Regions from separate parts of the Mus musculus genome. Here region 1 is linked to region 2. A link is a loop called in an ENCODE intact Hi-C map of the cell type or tissue named here. Cell type or tissue: left cerebral cortex. All regions are shown on one strand.

Region 1 (4,000 bases), 54 kb after region 2:
TCATGGATGGCTCTGCACGTCCTTAGAACACACAGGAGAACTAAGGCAGGCCCAGGAAAGCTGACCACACCATTACCAGCCCCTGGACACTGACCCAGCCCTCGGGCAACCACAGACGGCCCCACAAGCTCCACAGTGGCCACTACTACGAGCCTGAGCTGACACCTGGAAAGGGCACTGTAAGGTGCTAGCAGCCAGCGGGCCCCTGAAGTCCTCTCCTGCTGGTGGGACAGAGCCGAAATGCCCATGGAACATTTCTGAATGTACGCACACCCCAGAGCCCCTGAGAAAGCAGTCACTGTTACGCCTGTCCTGGAATAGCCACCCCTTCACCTTCTCTGGATTGTAAATGGGAAGCCAGGTCTTTCCTTACACTCTCTGAGCCATGTCCCCAGAAGCATCATTAGGTGCAGTTCCAAGAGTCTGCCCTCACTCATATCCATACTGAGTTTTACTCCCCCTCCTCCACATGGAACCAACTGCGGTCTGCAGCACAGGGCAGTGATGCCTTCAATAGCAAAGACTTTAAGACTGACCAGGAAGCATAGTTAGAAAGTCTACTCTTCCCACGATGAAAGAATCCCAACAGCAACACCAAGCTGCCTTCTACCACCAAGGGCTGAGCCTGCAGACCTGAGCCTGGTCCAGAGGAGCCCACGGAAATCGCAAAGCATGCTCCTGGGTGTCTGACAGACTCCTCCCAGGAACATGGTGAACAACTGCCCCCTGTTCACAGGTACAGAAACTGAGGCTCTGGTGAGAAAGCCGTGGACACCACAGCCATGGACACACACACACACACACACACACACACACACACACCCCTTACAGTGTAGGATAAAAGTAGAGGATGAACCAGGGCCCAGGATCATCAACTGCACTGGTTCACTTTCCCAACAACACATGATGTCTCAGGAGTCACCTGCTATGGAGGCAGGTTTCAGGGAAGCCTTATTCATGAGCATCAATCTCAGACAAGGAGTCATGAAGTCTGGAGTCACCTCCACAGAACTAACATAAGCCAGGGATGGCAGTAACAACAATTCCCAGCTTCCCGGGATCAGGTAAGGTCATCAGAAGAATGCGGGCAAAGTGAGAGGGACCCTTAGCCACCCACCTCACAGACGGTCCTTTCTTCTCAGCAAGCCTGAGTGGGGACCACGGGTCACTTGGTGAGATGGGGATGAAGCCTTATGAAGGAGGAAGGACATGGGAGGAGCCTAGGTTCAGAGTAGCATCGCACAGACCTCAGGCTGTGCAGTACAAAGGAAGGCTTCTTGGATGTCAGCACTATACTCGAGTGGGTCTTCTTGACCAGGGAGAGTACCCACCAGAGCCAACCTGTCCCCGTGCAAGAGTCACACACTGAAAACAAACACGTGAAGCCACCAGGAACTGCAAACATTGAGTAGAAGCTAGAACTGCTCACAGCTGTAGAGGCCGGGGCATCCCAGGCTTCGGCAACTAAGGCGTGGCAAAGGCGCAGCTCTTAGGTCTGAAAGTTACTTGTAATTCCTCCGAGATTTTCCTGCATTCGCCAGTATCACCTCAGCACAGCAGATCTGAAATCTGGTCTTCCCGGTTTAGGTGGTTCGTGTCCTCCACAGATGACATCATCAAACTGAATTCAGGGAGTTGGAGCAACTGTTGTGTTTGAACTAAAAATGAGTCCTCCGCTTCACAAGGACACACCCATGTCTTCTTCTGCCTCAAGTTTTCCAAATAGCACACACAGCTGAACAGCTGAGCTCTACTGACCCATCTTCAGAGGCAAAGCAGTTGAGCCAGTGCCAGGAGCCCCTGCCAGCCCTGTGCAGATGCCAGGACACAGAGGCCAGACTCACCTGAGTCTCAAGAGTGCACAGTGGTAAAAACCAGGCAGGTGGATGGATGCCTGGACAAGGCAGGAAGTCACTGCTTGGCAGGGAATTGGAGTACAAACGACAAAGAGATCAGGTGAGAGAGAGAAAGCTGCTCCCGAAATCGCAGGCCACTGAAAATGATCCCTGAGCCCATGGGGAGAGCAAAGGAAGTGTGTGATCTACTTAAAGGCAGATCTAAAGTTAATATAGTAATATTTCCACACAGAGCTGAGAGTGTGACCCTTGTAACTGAGTTGCTATTTATATCTCCTCAAGAACATGCAACACTTCACAGTAGAAAACTAGAAACTGGGGTGGGGGTGGGGCAAGTTGCCCAGGAAGGGACAGGAGAGGCGTTCTGGGGAGTCAGTACACTTCACACCCTGACTGAAGCATAGGTTACAACAGATTACACGCATGCCCAAACTCACAGGATGAACAACACACTTAAGCTGTCTGCATTTCATTCTAGAAATTTCACCTCAGGTAACAGGAAGTGCTCAGTCATGAAAAGCAAGGATTCCGTACTTACAGCTTATGTTGAAATACAGTTTAAAACAGAGCCAGCGCTGGCATGGTGGTGCACACTTGTAAGCCTAGCGCTCATGGGGCTGAACCAGGAAGGCTGTCATGAGTTCAAGGCCTATCTAAATGAGTGCCATACTTGGAAAGGCTCCAAATCCCAACCATTTTCCAAAGCTCAGCTCAGGCTCAGGCTCCCATTGCTCTCTAAGCACCCTCAGTGCAGGAAGCTCTAATCTGAAACAGCCAGATAGGGAAATCCCGCTGAGAAAGAGCCCAAGGGTTTCTGTAAGGTCTAAAACTGTACGAACCGACTCTGCCGGAGCTGCGGTAAAGGACTCTGTCTGCCCTTGGAGGTCTGGAACTCTGGAGGTTCCCTGCCAACTCAGCAATCCATCAATGGCTCTATCAAGCAGACCTGTAGCCTGTAACCCCTAGTCATTATTAAAACTGTCTGTGAGAGTTGTGGGGGGGGATGGCTCACTGGGAAAAGTGCCTACTGGCAGACATGAGGACCTGAGTCTGATCTCTAGAACCCACATAAAAAGCTGGGCAAGGTGGCACATGTTTGTGATTTCAGCCCTGGAGAATGGAGTCACAAGGACCCCTGAGTCCCTCTGGCCAGCCAGCATAGCTGAAAATAATGTGGAAAGACACTGGCGGTGTCCTTGACTGGCCCAAAGGTCAACACACATGCGCACCCACACACAGAACGAAGCTCTGGTTCTCCTCTGTAAGACACTCCAAATAGCTGCGGCTCCTTTATGACTTTTTTAGTTATCTTTTTTTCTAACTTTACATTTCCCAGAAAGGATGGTTGGATTCAGTTTTTAGCACCGTGAAGCTGGCAGAGACCAGAGACTGCAAGGAAAACTGGCCTGAGGGCTGCTGCAGGAAGGTGGAGCCTCGGTGTGCCCCACCCCCTCCTCAGCCTGTCTCACACACACACACACACACACACACACACACACACACACACACGGTGGCCCGAGCTTTGCCTCCATGACGCAGCACAAGGTAAGGCCTGAGCCCAGCCTCTCCCCACCTGCCAGCCTCAGTGTTCCCTCACTGACTCAACATCCCCTCTGCCCCAGGCTTATTCTAGAGAGAACCAGAAGCTGTGGTGCCAAGCTAAAAGGATGGATTTAGAAAGCGCCACTGAACCAGACGCACGGCAGCCACCAGACATCACCCGGATTTAACTGCCCTAAAATTAGTTGCAAAGCAGTTATGGGGACCGAGTGATTGCGTCAGAGCCCCTGGCTGGCCAGCTGCCAGCATGAAACACACCCACCGCTTTCTCTAGCAGGGAAACAATATTTTGGCACACGGCCAGTTTCAGAGCCCGTCAAATGCAAGCTTCGCTGTTAACGTTTTCTAATTCAGTGACAAGGTGGACACAGTCTATCCGGGCTGCATCTGCGAGGGTGTTATTTTCTTTGTTGAACACATTTATTCTTCGGGTGAGTAGAGAGCTGTGGCTGAATCCTTTTAAATATTTAAATGCCTGGAATTTATTTAGGGCTTCACATTCAGCTGGCTTCAACAAAGATTATGCAAATGTAGCAAAGGAGAAATGAGAAACAAGACCGTTCCCCTCTTACAGTTCTTTTAAT
Region 2 (4,000 bases):
GCTTCCAATCAAGGAACGGAAGTGCGAGGCTGGTCAGCCTAAGACAGGTGAGACTTGTCTAGCCTCAGGGGTGAGGGGAGAAGACGCCAGAAGGGAAGAGAGAAAACTGCAGATCTCTTCCTCCCTGCGTGGTTGTGAGCAGTGTGTGAAGCACACCTTGTTTGTACACAGTGGAAGCTGCACATGACAAAGCCAGGCTTTACCACCTGCGACTTCTGCAGACACAGCCAAGCTGTCCAAGAACCAGCAAGGAGCTACTCCAGGGGACCCAAGAACCAGCAAGAGCTACTCCAGGGGATTTTTATGGGCTCGTGCTCTCAGGCTGTGCTGAGAGACGCAGCACTGTAGTGTCTCTGTCTAGCTCCAAGTGTCCCTACTGCCCAAAGGACAGTCTGGAGCCACACAGTACCATAAACTGAGGAGACCCACGGAAGCCAATACCCTTCCATGCCTCCATCCCAGATGGGTCCCATTGTGTTACACAAATGCAGTCTCATGACCTGGAGAAAGATTTTCTGTCATGAAAATAAAACACAACCAGAAAACCAGCATTATTATTCAAGATTACTTAATTCTAAAATTACTATCATCAACACCCAGTGTCTTAAGCACATGTAAGCACTCCTACCCACAAACCACACATCTGGGCTGGAGAGATGGCTCAGTGTTTAAGAGCACATAGCACCAACCGCTCTTCCAGAGGTCCTGAGTTCAATTCCCAGCAACCACATGATGGCTCACAACCATCTGTAATGGGGTCTGATGCCCTTTTCTGGTGTGTCTGAAGAGAGCAATTATATATATGTAGAACCATTCTCCTGTCTCTAAACTAGAACATGTGGCTTTTTTTTTTCCAGACAGGGTTTCTCTGTGTAGCCCTAGCTGTTTTGGAACTCACTCTGTAGATCAGGCTGGCCTCGAACTCAGAAATTCTCCTGCCTCTGCCTCCCAAGTGCTGGGATTAAAGGCGTGTGCCACCACGCCCGGCCAACATGTGGCTTTTTATTCTGATAAACGCAATTATATAGAGAAAGAATCCAAACAGAGGCAGGATGTGGTTCACATCTGCAATCCTCACATGAGAAGTTGAGGCAAGATTCCTTTTTTATCCCAGCATGTGTGTACGCATGTGTGTGTTGTATGGGTATGTCTGTAGGCATGCGTGTGTATATGTATGTGAAGGATGGTCTGTGTGTAAGCATGTACATATGTGTGTGTGCATGTACACGCAGGCTGGACATCCACATGAGGGATTTGCTCAGTCACTCTTAAGCCCCGTATGGCGCTTACTTACTTGTTTGCTCTGTGTATCATGAAGACATGTCAGGAGACCGCTTGCAGAGCCACTCTAACCTCATCAATGAGCTTCAGGCTGAGTGACAGATTCTGTCTCCAACACCCACTTGCCAGTGTCTAAGGAACAACCCCGATGGAGTTGCTGTCTGGCCTAGCCCACACGTGCTCACATGGGATGCCCCACACAAACACAGGAACACATATACACAAATACCCAAGACTCAGATGAAAACAACAGGCAGAAGGCCAGCATCCGCAGAAGGCAGTGGGAGGAAGAGGCTGGCTTCCCCAGATCTTGTCTTAGGGAGCCCAGTCAGCTTTCTGTTACTAAAATGAGGTTCCTGCAGCTGGGTACTAAATAGGGGGAAGTTTAGTTCCAGTTCTGGAGGCTTCTGAGCATGGGTTCAGGATGAGCAGGGAGCCAGGAGCTCAGGGTTGGGGTTCCCACCTCTAACACTTCACTCTTACAAGAACTAGTTCAAGGTCCTGGGGGAAAGACCTTCATCCCTCTGAAGGAAGCAACCAGGGGTCTCTCCTGGGCTCCACCCAACCGTCAGAATTCAGACAGCCTCTACTCCTGAGCTGTCTTCTAGTCACCTGTCTGATGAACCCTACCTTGCAAGATATGTTCTGTGCAAAGATGTTGGATATTATTCTGTATTTATGCTCCTGCACTCCTCCTTGAGAAGTGTCTGTCTGTGACTTACTGGGTATTTTCAGGTGCTGAATTTCTTTTAGTTTATCATGTAATTTAGACATTAACCCTTATCAGATGCACAGCAGACAAAGCTCCCCCCATTCTACAGGCTGCTAGTTCAATCAGCTTGATGTTTCCTTCCATGTAAGAACCTTTGTAAGTTCAATTACTTTAGGGAAAGAGAGAATAGTATTACAGACAAACAAACGGACCCATCTGTGTCCACCCAGTTCTCAGAACACATCAAGAAAGCTGTGTGGAGTCCACATCCCAGCACTCAGGAAACAGAGACAGGAAGATCAGAAGTTCAAGGCCAACCTCAGCTATGTAGGAAGGGCTACATGATACCCCATGTCAAAACACCAAAGTAACTCAAACCTAGTTCCCTTCAGAGACAGCATGAGCCAACCGTGACCCAAGCCAACCGTGACCCGGCCAAGACAGAGTTTTCTGTCTGCAATCCTCTCCTCTCTCGGTCTCTCTTCTGTTTCCCTAAGACCACGTGGAAAAGACCCATGTCTATGGAGCATGAAACAGTCCTGACCTGTTGGCCCAGAGTGTGTGACTGAGGAGGCTCCGGGCTCGTCTTTCCATTTAAGACACAGACAGTAATTTCACACAGTTCTAATAACTCAGCCCACCTGACAGATGCAACTGAAGCCCAGAGAAGCTGGGTCAGTGAGCGTGGCTGAGGTGGGCAGGGCCCTTATGGCTGCTGAGATAGGCACATTCTCCAGCCCCTGTTTAGACTTAATTCCCATTCTAGGAACCCAAAGACAGACTTGGGGGTTTCCCTGGATCTCTTTGTCCCTCCTCTCGATGTAGCCACAGAAAATGAATCTCATTTTTTCTGTTTTTCACTTTTGACTCTTCTAACTGGTTGGACCTGACTCTGGACGTATGTGGTAACCCAAGTTAAATGATATCACAGGGTTTGTGGAACACCTATGCTGTGCAGAGGTGACCTCCAGATACACAACAGCCCAGGAAAGACCCGGCATGTGTCCCACAGCAGAACCTCGGTCTTTTCAAACACGAATCCCAAGTGCAAGTTGAAAGCCAATTTTCTAGAGAGGTAATTACATAATCCACTTTTTACAGTCAAGCTTTGCTGCAGCGTAATTACTTGAGCAAAAGGAAAATAAATACTCAAATGAATATTAGTGCAGTAATCATGGAGATGGATGCTGAAGGCAGAGCCTCCCTGGCTTTAGTGACTTCTATGAGGCACGGACAGAGCTGTTCTGGGGCTGTGCTGGGCTCGCAGGATGAGCAGGCACAACAGAGGAGCCCCACCCCCAGCCCTGGGACCAGCACAGACTGCAAACAACCCCCTCCGTTCTTCCTGTCTCCTGGCAGCCTTTGCTCAATTCACAATGAACTTGGAACCCAAATGGCTCTATTGTGTGGCAGGTACCTTCCCACAGTGCGAAGAAGACTCACAGAAGACACAAACAAACAAGAACAAACTCAATTAAGACACTGTTCATTTACTCTTGCAGCAAACATGAACTAAGCCCTTGCTCAGACTGGTAGCAAGCCAGCACTGCGGTAGTGTCCCTGAAGAGAGACAGCTGCTCACCTTGTGAAGACCACATTCAAAGTGGAACACAGTACAATGCCTGTGCCCAGACAAACTGCAAGGAGGTGGCACACCACACAGGGATGGCATCCACCCAGAGAGGAAGGCTGTAAGGAAAGGAGGGTTAGCACAGGACTGGAGAAAAGATGCGGGCAGGTGAATGTTAGCAGAGGCATGCACCTCCACAGAGACCAAGGGGCCTTGGAGAGCCAGAGGCATGGAGAAAACTGACAAAGGACAGAGATGCTTGCAGTAACTACAGAGGCTACAGGACCCAGCCCTGTATGCTGAGAGTGCACCACCTCAGAAGAGCTGTAGGGACAGAGCCCTGCACTTCTGCCCGGCAGGCACCTCACGGGCTCCAGCACTTCCATGCTGAGGCTCTCCTCTGATTCTTCCCTTCCTTGTCCACCTACTTGCTCTTC

The links. Hi-C counts contacts between places; a loop is a spot of excess contacts. Peaks named below come from ENCODE experiments on the same cell type or tissue, not always from the same donor. Only the 100,000 strongest peaks of a DNase experiment are listed, where the experiment ranks them.
Region 1: a loop joins it to region 2, with 2.1 times the contacts of the local background. A loop is called at or near these places in 9 of 42 quality-filtered maps.

Annotation. Positions count from the first base shown.
Region 1 is chr8:125,555,196-125,559,195 of GRCm38, forward strand. All of the region lies in intron 1 of Sipa1l2 (signal-induced proliferation-associated 1 like 2), which reads right to left. Gm51602 (a long non-coding RNA gene) reads left to right here and starts at 1,214. Exons shown (of 3, transcript XR_003947613.1): 1 at 1,214-3,401; 2 at 3,479-3,847. In left cerebral cortex, no CTCF peak of the experiment used is centred here; DNase peaks (open chromatin) are centred at 1,630, 2,540 and 3,644; H3K4me3 peaks cover 575 bases; H3K27ac peaks cover 1,846 bases.
Region 2 is chr8:125,501,486-125,505,485 of GRCm38, forward strand. The region is part of intron 2 of Sipa1l2 (signal-induced proliferation-associated 1 like 2); the gene reads right to left. Among named protein-coding and RNA genes, the nearest start is that of 4930566D17Rik, 19 kb to the right of the region's middle. In left cerebral cortex, no CTCF peak of the experiment used is centred here; DNase peaks (open chromatin) are centred at 1,546 and 3,277.